Linked DNA regions of Mus musculus: region 2 is linked to region 1. The links are chromatin loops, found by intact Hi-C in ENCODE. Cell type or tissue: gastrocnemius. All regions are shown on one strand. Each heading gives the region's core, and the rest is flanking DNA. Links, peaks and the distances in the headings are about the cores only.

Region 1 (5,377 bases), core at 126-5,125:
GGACCCTGTGCTCAGTCCAATGGTAGGCTGCAAGGATCCACCTCTGTATTTGTCAGGCACTGGTAGAGCCTTTCTGAAGACAGCTATAACAGGCTTCTGTAAGTAAGCACTTACTGGCAATCACAAAAGTGTCTGGGTTTGGTGATTGTATATGGGATGGATCCCCAGGTGGGGTAGTCTCTGGATGGCCTTTCCTTAAGTCTTTGCTCCACACTTTGTCTCTGTAACTCCTTCCACGGGTATTTTGCTCCCCCTTCTAAGAAGGATTGAAGTATCCACACTTTGGTCTTCCTTCTTCTTGAGTTTGATGTGTTTTGTGAATTATATCTTGGGTATTCTGAGCTTCTGGGCTAATATACACTTATAAGTGAGTGCATATCATGTGTGTTCTTTTGTGATTGGGTAACCTCACTCAGGATGATATTTTCTAGTCCCATCCATTTGCCTAAGAATTTCATAAATTCATTGTTTTTAATAGCTGAGTACTACTCCATTGTGTAAATGTACCTCCACACAAAACCAGATACACTGAAATTAATAGAATAAAAAGTGGGGAAGAGCCTTGAGCACATGAGCACAGAGGAAAATTTCCTGAACAGAACACCAATGGCTTGTGCTCTAAGATCGAGAATTAACAAATAGGTCCTCATAAAATTGCAAAGCTTCTGTAAGGCAAAGGACACTGTCAATAGGACAAAATGGCAACCAACAGATTGGGAAAAGATCTTTACCAATCCCACATCCGAAAGAGGGCTAATATCCAATATATACAAGGAATTCAAGAAGTTAGACTCCAAAGAACCAAATAACCCTATTAAAAATTGCTAATATCCAATATATACAAAGAAGTCAAGAAGTTAGACTCCAAAGAACCAAGTAACCCTATTAAAAAATTCTCAACTGAGGAATACCGAATGGCTTAGATGCACCTAAAGAAATGCTCGACATCCTTAGTCATCAGGAAAATGCAAATCAAAACAACGCAGAGATTCCATCTCATACCAGTCAGAATGGCTAAGATCAAAGACTCAGGAGACAGCAGATGCTGGTGAGGTTGTGGAGAAAGAGGAACACTCCTCCATTGCTAGTGAGATTGCAAGCTGGTACAACCACTCTGGAGATCAGTTTAGCAGTTCCTCAGAAAATTAGACAATACTACCTGAGGACCCACTAATACCCCTCCTGGGCATATACCCAGAAGATACTCCAACATGTAATAAGGACACATGTTCCACTATGTTCATTGAAGCCTTATTTATAATAGCTAGGAGCTGGAAATAATCTCTAGTTCTTTGATGGATCTCTTGTTAGAATTTACCCTATTAGGAAAGGGGCTGATTCTAAAATGTTACACTCAGTATAATTCCATACACATTACATTTTTAGTTTGAGAAAAATGTCCTGAGAAGAGAATAACAGTTGCCAGGGTAATGAAGAGGTGGGAGAAAATCGAAGTAGCCCTAATAAAGCAGTCATGAAGGAACCCTCAGCAAAGGCTGTTCACTTGTCAGGACTATTCGAACATCGATAATTGATTGTGATTGTGTAATTTAGTTTTGCAAAATGTTTACATTTAAGGAAAGTAGGTGCAAGGTACACGGAACCCCCATGTACTATTTGTTCAACTTCAATTACCTTGAATTAAAAAAAAATTTTTTTTTTTAAGTTCAAAGTTTTTACTTTCTGATGGCGGCAGAGTGGCCAAGCATCTGGGGAGGCAGCGGTGGGGAAGGCGTGGACAAGAAAGAAAAACTGAAGAGCTGGTTCTCTCTTCCTTATTCTCTACCCTGGTCATATCTTCTGGCTGACTGGATGCTCTCAGGCCATCTGGAGGGCAGCGGCTCCCTCCCTTACTCCTTGCACGATGAGAAGAAGCATGAGGGAGGGACTTCTTCACCTAGCATCCATTGCTGATGTCGAGGGAGGGACTTCACCTAGCATCCATTGCTGATGTGGACTTTGCCTGCTCTGATCTGCAGACATCAGGAGGCAAAGCAAATGCACCCCTGAGTAGGTCAAAGTTTGGAGAAACCACACAAAGATTTCTTTCTAAAATTCTTCAAGGTGGGAGGGAGTTGGGATGGGTAGTATGAGGTTGAAAGGAATATGAGCTTGCCTGTGAGGCCCAAGGGTTTAATAACTAGAAGGAACAAAGAGTGAGGGAACATTGGCTTCTAGCAAGAAGACAACATTGTTCCTCTCATGTTGTTCACACACTGTATCCTCACCACCCCTACACATGCATTGCTCACCCTCGAAGGTGAATCAGGCTCAAAGCAAGGCGCGCTATGGAGTGAGCCTTTGTAAGATGGAGCTGACATAGTTAGTCCCTGCTCCTCTTAGGGTCTCTTGCCTGCTGCTTGCAATGGGTTGTCCTCCGAAGATAAAGATGTTCCTGGAAAATCTGGGATGGGGGTCAGGTGAGTTGGTTTTACTTTTGGCCTGAAGCCCCTGCAAGGATGTTTGCAGAGTCCTGGGGCCTACATGGGCAATGAACCTGCATGGGCAATGACCTCAGTCAAGAGGAAGCCCTCTGCAGGCCTTATCCTATACCGTTCCTGCAAGAAGGGGCTGGGGCAATGGGTTCCAGGGTTTGCAGCCCGCAACAGAGTTGCAAATCTGGACTAGGGGGTCAGAGAGTGGAAGGCAGCTACTGCATTTCTTCTTTCTTTCCATACCACCCTTGCCTTTCCTTTTCCTGTCTTCTTTGCCAATTCTAAGTGTCCTTCCTATATTTTTGTGGTGGTTGTTTTCCATCTGCTGTTCTTGACTTATTTCATCTTTCATTATTTAAATTTAAGTAGGTGATAGCACTTCTCTAAGTTGACTCACGACTCCCACTCTGCTCTGCCTCCTTAACCTTCCCCCGTTCTCTCTCCATGCTGGTCATTCTTGATTTCTTGACATTTTTTTCTTTTTTTGGACATTCCAATGGGTACTGTCTCAGGCCACCTGCATAGTGTTTCTGGTGCTGACTCCCATTGCCCCACATGGCCACACGTCTTCTTTGACTTTCGGGAGCTTGCTTTAACAAACACGTTTTCAAAGGCACCGTCCCTCTACAGGCCGTGTAAAGATGCTGCACACTCCTCTTCTTCTCTCTGCTCTCTGCTGATCTACACACGTGTAACCCTGCAGCTTACTCTCCTCTTGTTCATTGTCTGCACGGTAGGAAACCAGAACATAAGCTTTATGGAGGGCAGGGCTATTTGTCTATTTAGGACAGAGTCTGGCATGATAAATGGAGTAAGAGAGCAGATATGATTCTTTCTAGTGATCGACAAAATATGTACGCGTACTATTTTACTACTAGAAATTAAGTTCATTAAATATTTTATCAGTTCAATCGCCATCACTAACTATACTTGCGATAAAGGTATTAAGTGTTTTATAGATAGCCTCACTGCTCTAGATTCTGTGTCCCCTGTACTGTGTTTGAGGCACCAGATCAGGTCTGGCTTCTTGTAAACAGCTGACAGGCCAGCATTTCTCCTCCGTGTCTCTACTAGTGAAGTAGCTTGCACGCTCCCTGTGGACCTTGTGGAATTATTGGGTTAATTCGATAGCACTTCAACATGGAGTCGACTCCAAGGCAAGTCACCCATGCGTGGTTCACTGTTGCACACCAGTAAAGGACTGGACGAGTGGCTTCCAATGATGATGGAAACATCTAATGGGATAAGAGAGGCAGGTGTTGTGTGCAACTTAGTCTTCACGGGGGGACTGAGCTAAGAAAAGGATCTTAGGCAATGTGAGTGCTATTTGCGAGCGTATCAGGAGGGAACGGGAGCAGAGGCCAGCTATGTCATGGAATATTCCTTGCTTTCTTCCATTCCCCTCAAGCTCCGTGCTGGTGCGTCTCTTGCTGTGTATTATTGACAGAGGAAATGCTGATTCATGGGTCTAAGTTACAGGAAACCTTGTTTCCTGGTGAAGAAACAAGCTTGGTGGAGCTGCCAGCACCCTCCCTGCCAGTTGCTGCCACATGTCCTGCTCTGGGCCTGCACCCAGGCCGTCTGAGGAGGGGCAGGCCCCCTCAAGCTTAGCCAGTGAGATCACTTTCCCTGGCCCAGCTCCTCACCATGCCTCTCTGGGCCTTTCTGCTCTGACCTTACAATACCTTTCCAGCCCATCTCCCTTGCTTCCTGCTTGCTCCACCAGCTGAAGCCACCAATGAGCATGCCCAGCTCTCCCTGGGCACCTTGTATTTCCCACTCTGTGCCATGGCTCCTCATGTTCCCTGCCTGAACTGGCCCCTGAGCCCGTGTTGGCCCACTGAAATCCTACCTCCCCTTGAGCTCTGCACAGCTGTTCTGCTATATGAGGCCCGCTCTGCTTCCTTCTATTTATTACTATTCCTTTTAGTAGGGGTGTTTCCAAATATGTGAGCATTTGCGTACACTTACCAGCTCCAGCAGCTACCTGATTCCTCCTAAGTAGCCCCAGTTACTTTGACGGAGATTTTTGAGCTCCCTTAGCCAACTCTTGTAGTCCTACTTAACTTATGTTTCTTGAGTTGCACACAGAAGAAGGTCAGTCAGTGGCTTTACTCACCATGAAGCCAAACAGACATGGATTGAGCCAGCCAGTATTACAAGACAGTCAGTGGCAAGCTAAGATCTTTTCTTTTTTTCCTGAGAGGCCTCATTGAAAATGGTCATGTAGTTACTGTATCTAAACACAACAGATGTTCAAGTTACATTATTATCACATGTGTATAAAATAAAAAAAATTAATCTGCTAGCCAGCTGATGAATACAGGGACTTCTTAAGCTCGGCACCGAGCAATCAGCACTGGGCAGCCCTTTCTGAGGTCTGCTGTGTTCTGTTATCTGATCTCCTCCTGCTGCAGGAGATGGCTGATTTAGATGAAGAGAAAGCCATCTGATAATAAAGGCCTGTGTGAGTTAACCAAAGTTTAAAACGGTAAGTGTTATAAAATCATGTCTCTTTGGCTGTTACATGGATTAGAAAGCAGACATTCAGTAATGGAGGAATTTAACTACTCTGAAGTTACCTCTAGTTAGACAGATAGGAAGAGAAATGAAGGAAGTTTAATATGTGCACTTGGACTTTGGAAGGCTGGGAGCAAAGGCATGAAGAGACCATTGGGAAGGTAAAGCAAGAAATAGAAAGCCAGTCCTGGAAGAATGGCACACTTTCATCTGGACCGGACACAGCTCACGCCTGGACTTTGGCCTATAGTAAGGAGTCACCTGAAAGTCCAGTCTAAGGTGCTTGGACATTCCTGTGTCACAGTAGGAGGAAGAGTCTGGTCATGAGCCAAGAGCTGAAGAGTGGAGAGGGGATAGGAAGGTAGTCACCTCAGTTCCTAGATCACACAGAGGGTCTGCCACCAGTAAAGCAAGAGACCAAC
Region 2 (5,377 bases), core at 107-5,106, 150 kb before region 1:
GAAAGCTCGAGCGGGCCCCGGGAGCGAACCCACAGACAAAAAGTGAAACTTCAGCAGCAGGCCGGGAGTGGCTGCTGGTTGGTGCTCTCCCCCTCCTTCCTCCCCACCCCCTCCCCGCGGTCTCCCGTGCGGTGCCCTGAGCGCTGGAGGCTGACGTCAGGGGCCTGAATTCCTGACTTTGCCTGCACGCATTTGTCCATGTAAGGTATGGGGAGGCGTGTGCCCGCGGGCCGCCGCACTAGCCGGACGGGGAGGGGGCGCGGGGGGCAGCGGCGGCTCGAGGTGGGTGACCCTGGGCAATGCACTTCCTGGAGGAGGGGACGCGGGGGGAGGAGGGGGTACAGGGAGCATGGGAAGAGGAAGGAAAAGAGGGATCTGCCTCCACTGGAGGAAGAGGAAGGAGATGCAGGAGGAAGTCGAGAAACCGGCACAACTCGGGTCTGTTCTGCAGACGACAGATTGGAAAGCTGAGCTTGAGCAAAGAGATCCTGCCATGGAACACCCCACCCCCCACCCTAAGAGCCTCGTCGGAGCCCCGCCCAGGACTCCAGCAGGACTCAGAAGTCCGGGATGGTAGAGAGCAACTTCAGTTCCCTTCGCACAGGAGAGCTCCGAAGCTGGGACCTGACCCAGTCCTGCCCCGTGGAGAGGAGCCAGTATTCTACTCTTAGCTGGGTTTCCGCCTCCAGGCACGACCCGGCCTCTAACTGTGAGCTTAGACCCAAGTTAGAGCTAGGCAGATGACTTGACCCACTGAAGTGACTAACCCCAGTTCCTGGAAGGTTGTGGTTGACAAGCCTTGAGAAACAATGGCAATCGAGTGCTTCAGGGCAACTTCCTGTCCTTTGTTCAAAGACAAGAACCTTTGGAGTTTAACTTTTGCTTCCCAACCCTGCCCTGCCGGAAAACCAACCAGAAAGCTTGCTCTGTTCTTACAGCTTAAAAAAAGAAAATACACGAACTGGGTGAACTGGTTTGAATAAAGACAAGCCTGTTCTTGGAAGGTTGGGTTTGGATATTTTGTGTTTGATATTTGTAAAAGTGAGCAACGATGAGAACCCCTTTTACTAGGTTAAGATTCCGGCTAGGAGACACTGGAAGCCCTCTGGCCCTCAGTAGTGAACGCTTTTCATCCCGGCACAAGAGAGGTTTACATAGACACTGTCACAAACTAACCAAAAACACAGATTTGGGTGTGGGTGTGTGGGTGGGGGTGTGGGTGTTTCTATCCTGTATCCTTTGCTTTACCCCAGTCTCCCAAACAACTTCAACCCATGCTAATAACACAACCACCCATTCTGGTCTTTGATTGGGTTGGGTAGGATCTAAGGAAAATACCATAACATGACCTGCACAACACAGCTGTCTGAGCATGCCCCTGACCTTCCCACTCTCAAGCCACCTTCCACCACCGTGGGCCCTCACCTTCTACAGCCTAACTCAGTCATGCAGACAGAAAAAGTACACCAGGGACTTCAGGGGTGGGGACGCTCCAACGTGCCTCTTCTCCGGTTATATTTTGATGAACCTTTCGGACTAAGTGTCAAAGTACGTACTCCTGTACTTAACATGTATTGAACATTTCTCCGGCAGTCTTCAAAATTCAAACACTTCTGGGGCCAAACTGCTTAACCCCTTTGCCCTCCCAAGTTTTCCAGCTACACACACTCAAAAGTAGGATTACAGCAGGAGAGAACACGGGTACCTGTGCGTTCCACGGGAAACAGGCTCCCAGGGGTCCGGCTTTTTAAGAGATCAGTGTATTCACTCTACCCTAAGCATTTCAGCCAATGCGTGCCCTCTGTGCTACTGCAATGGAAGTCATCCATTGCTCGTTTAGGTATAACAGAACTTGACCAGCATCCCTTGCTTCCTTTACTCCCTTCTCAGTAACCCACTTATAAAGAATAATAGAGTTCTAATGAGGATTAATAAAATTTAATAAGGTATAATTAGAGTCATTCATTTCCTCAATCATACACATTGTAAGAGTGCTGTGTTGATCCAGAAATGCTACTAATTATGTTGAAACTGTTCTCTGTGTTGGGGGAGATCACTGTATCGCTTCTCCTGAAGTACTGATGCATCACTCAGGTAGGCATGGTGTTCTCATGAGCATTATAGAAAGTTATAATCACAAGAGATCATTGCAGCACATGGGGCCCTCACCTGCAGTGTAAGTGACAAAGTCATAGACTGGATGTCTGGGGACCCATGTGCTTAGCCATCAGGAGTCCTAGCACAAAGCAAAAGCCACATCCTGCTTTGTTGTACTGCTTTCTTCTGTCCTTTCACAGTGTGCAGAGGTTTGGACTTGGAAACTCGGCTCACTTTGTAAGCACGGTACAGTCTAAATACTGGTTTACTATTGCAGAGACAAAGATGGTACAGAATTTCAGATGAGTGAAGGGTGCAGCCCTGTGGCCTCAGAAAGTCTCCAGGTTGGTGTGAAGGCCAACAGCAAGTCTGCCACAATCAGGCTGATGGATCCTGAAACTCCATAACATTTATCACAGACCTGTACCCGAAGGCCTCACCGAAGCTCATGACAGCCCTGTTTCTGGAGTCCGTGCCAGGCAATGGTCTAAGGACTTTTCCTATGCAATTCACTTAACCCACAAGTCCCTCTGAGGGACTGGCATGATTTCTGTAGCTGTGCGTGGGGAAACTAAAGCCAGAGGGGCTAAGCAGCTTGTTCTTAACACTAGTGTTTCAGTACACTGAGCTTCCATAGTGAGCACAGGAAGCCTGGCACCTCACTTCCCACTGCTGAGTGGCCATCTGCTCTCAGTGTGAGCATTCCATTGTAAGAGTCATAATCTGCAGCTAGAGGAGAGAAGGAGTGCCTAAGTGGCTATAGGGGAAATAGTACGGGCATGATCGCCAGGCAAGACAATGAGAGGCCATAGCGGTCTGATGGTGCTTCTCCTGAGCCAGATTCTCAGTATGCTCTGCACAAGCCTTGGTGATTTGGCACTCACTTGTGCCTTCAACTGCATCTCTGCAGCCTTAAAGAGACCTCCAGCTGTAGCAAGTTGAAGTAATAGCAGGCTCTGAAGCATACCTTCTCCTCTGTTTTCATTTCACAGGTTCTGTGATCAGGGACAGTATTCCTTTTCCATCCACTTGGCAACCCTGCAGGCTCCTGTGTAACACCATCTTCCCTGAGGACCCCCTCTGTCCCCTGTGCCACCCCCAGACCACTCCTTGCTCTCTCTGTGTTTAGGACCTCAGACCATAAGACACTGGGCTAAGCTGTGGTCTAATTTGTCTTTTTTTCCTACTTTACTCAGAGTTTTGTTTTGTTGTTTTGTTTTGTTTTGTTTTGTTTTGTTTATGAGACAGGGTTTCTCTGTGTAGCCCTGGCTGTCCTGGAACTTACTTTGTAGACCAGGCTGGCCTTGAACTCAGAAATCTGCCTGCCTCTGCCTCCCAAGTGCTGGGATTAAAGGTGTGTGCCACCACACCTGGCTTTACTCAGATTTTAATGTATCCCAGAGTCCCTAATTCCTGCTTTGGTCTTTATAAGTATTCTGTGCTTGGAAATAGTCTTTGCTTTCTTCCTCTCCTCCCAACCCTGTGTGCTTATGAATGTGTGTGTAAGTGTGTGTGTGAGAGAGAGAGAGACAGAGAGAGAGAGAGAGAGAGAGAGATGCTCATATTCAAAGGCAAAGGAATATAGAGAAGGTAGAAAGAGCCTGAGTACTTAAATAACCAGAGAACTACATCAGGAAATGAGATGGGGGGGGGAGGGCTGGAGAGATGGCTCAGCGGTTAAGAGCAGTGACTGCTCTTCCAGAGGTCCTGAGTTCAAATCCCAGCAACCACATGGTGTCTCACAACCATCCATAATGAGATCTGATGCCTTCTTCTGGTGTGTACTTTACATATAATAAAAAAATAAATATTTTTTTTAAAAGAAATGAGATCGGAACGCAAGCGGGACAATGAGATGTTAGAGAAACAATCTGGAGACCAAACATTTGGAAGTTACACCAAGACTAGCTCTTGGTAGGACCCAGGGGAAGAACCTTCACAGGCCCTGATTTCCTTAAAAAGCACTGAGCAATCTTCCCAGGAGTCACTTCCTCTGCCCTCTGCAGCCTCAATTCCTTTCTCTCATGAGGTTAAATGTTTAAATTGCATAGTCTACGAAGTTCTTTCCAGCTCCCAACCTTGATTCTGCCTTCTCATCAATGACCAGGTTCATGTTCACAAGGCATGGCATGACACATTTATTTGTAAAGGTTTCTTGATATCATTGCACTTGAATGCGTGTTTCAGGTGCCTGTTTCGTATTCCCTGGACAAGTCCTGCTAGGTTTTTCTTCAACTTGTAGGCTGTGCCTCCACCACCTCAACTCCAACTTTTTAAATGTCACACATTTCCCTGTCAATCTATTGCTTCTCTTCAGCATCCCTCTCCTCCCAACCCTGTGTGTGTGTGTGTCTGTCTGTGTGTCTGTGTGTATCCATCTGTCCTTTACTTTTTTTTTTTTTTTTGGCCTGGTTTTTTTTTTTTTTTTCTCAGTTTCTTCCTCAGACTGAACCTGAAAGACTTTAGGCTGTGATGTAGGCATCTCTGTGGGGCATTTTCTTGATTGCTAATGGATATAGGAGAGCCTAGCCTACTGTGGGTGGTACTCTCCTTAGGCAAGTAGGTTTGGGCCACATAAGAAAAGTACCTAACATAAGCCAGTAATTAGTGTTCCTTTGTGGTTTCTGCCTCAAGCTCATGCCTTGAGCTCCTGCTTTGGTTTGTACCAGTGATGGTCTAGTTATAGTCATCCCGTAAGATGAAATAAACCCTTTCCTCCTCAAGTTCCTTTTGGTCATGGTGTATGTCAATAATGGGAATGCAAACAGGGAAGGACACCCCTAACTATTTGTTTGAGAAGAAAGAAAAATTGATGAAAGTAGATACAACCAGCACCCCACCTGCTACACACAAAGATCTATAAGATTCAGGGATCTGTTGAGACAGCTTGGCTAAGACCACCCAACAAAGGGGCTGGAGCTACTGTAAGTCCCTGTGATAGTGATGGATGAGCCCGGAGATGCCTAGTGCCCATTGGGGAACACAGATGTGGATCACACTTTTATTTTCATACAACAGACAGAAAAAGTAGAGAATGATATCTGTCATAGTTAGAATTCCTGTTGCTATGAAGAGATACCATGATCAAGGCAAATCTTACCAAAGCAAACATTTAGTTGGGGCTGACTTACAGTTTCAGAGGTTTAGACTATTAACTAAACATCATAACATGAAGCATGGCAGCATGCAGAAAGACATGTGCTGGAGAAGGAGCTGAGAGTTCTGCATCTTGATTCAAAGGCAGCTAGGAGAGACTGACGTCCTTGGGCAGCTAGGAGGA

Evidence for each region. A loop is a pair of places that touch in the nucleus more often than their neighbours do. Peaks named below come from ENCODE experiments on the same cell type or tissue, not always from the same donor. Only the 100,000 strongest peaks of a DNase experiment are listed, where the experiment ranks them.
Region 2: it touches region 1 in a loop (2.8-fold over the local background); 1 of 42 quality-filtered maps calls a loop at or near these places.

Annotation. Positions count from the first base shown.
Region 1 is chr16:24,237,040-24,242,416 of GRCm38, reverse strand. All of the region lies in intron 1 of Gm31814 (a long non-coding RNA gene), which reads left to right. Among named protein-coding and RNA genes, the nearest start is that of Gm31814, 23 kb to the left of the region's middle. In gastrocnemius, for the core only: a CTCF peak has its summit at 3,065; a DNase peak (open chromatin) is centred at 4,058; H3K4me3 peaks cover 914 bases; H3K27ac peaks cover 3,101 bases.
Region 2 is chr16:24,388,182-24,393,558 of GRCm38, reverse strand. It overlaps Lpp (LIM domain containing preferred translocation partner in lipoma), which reads right to left and starts at 209. Exons shown (of 13, transcript NM_178665.5): 1 at 1-209. Lppos (LIM domain containing preferred translocation partner in lipoma, opposite strand) reads left to right here. Exons shown (of 2, transcript NR_037954.1): 1 at 1-205; 2 at 452-1,003. In gastrocnemius, for the core only: no CTCF peak of the experiment used is centred there; DNase peaks (open chromatin) are centred at 141, 596, 2,268 and 2,772; H3K4me3 peaks cover 1,031 bases; H3K27ac peaks cover 1,570 bases.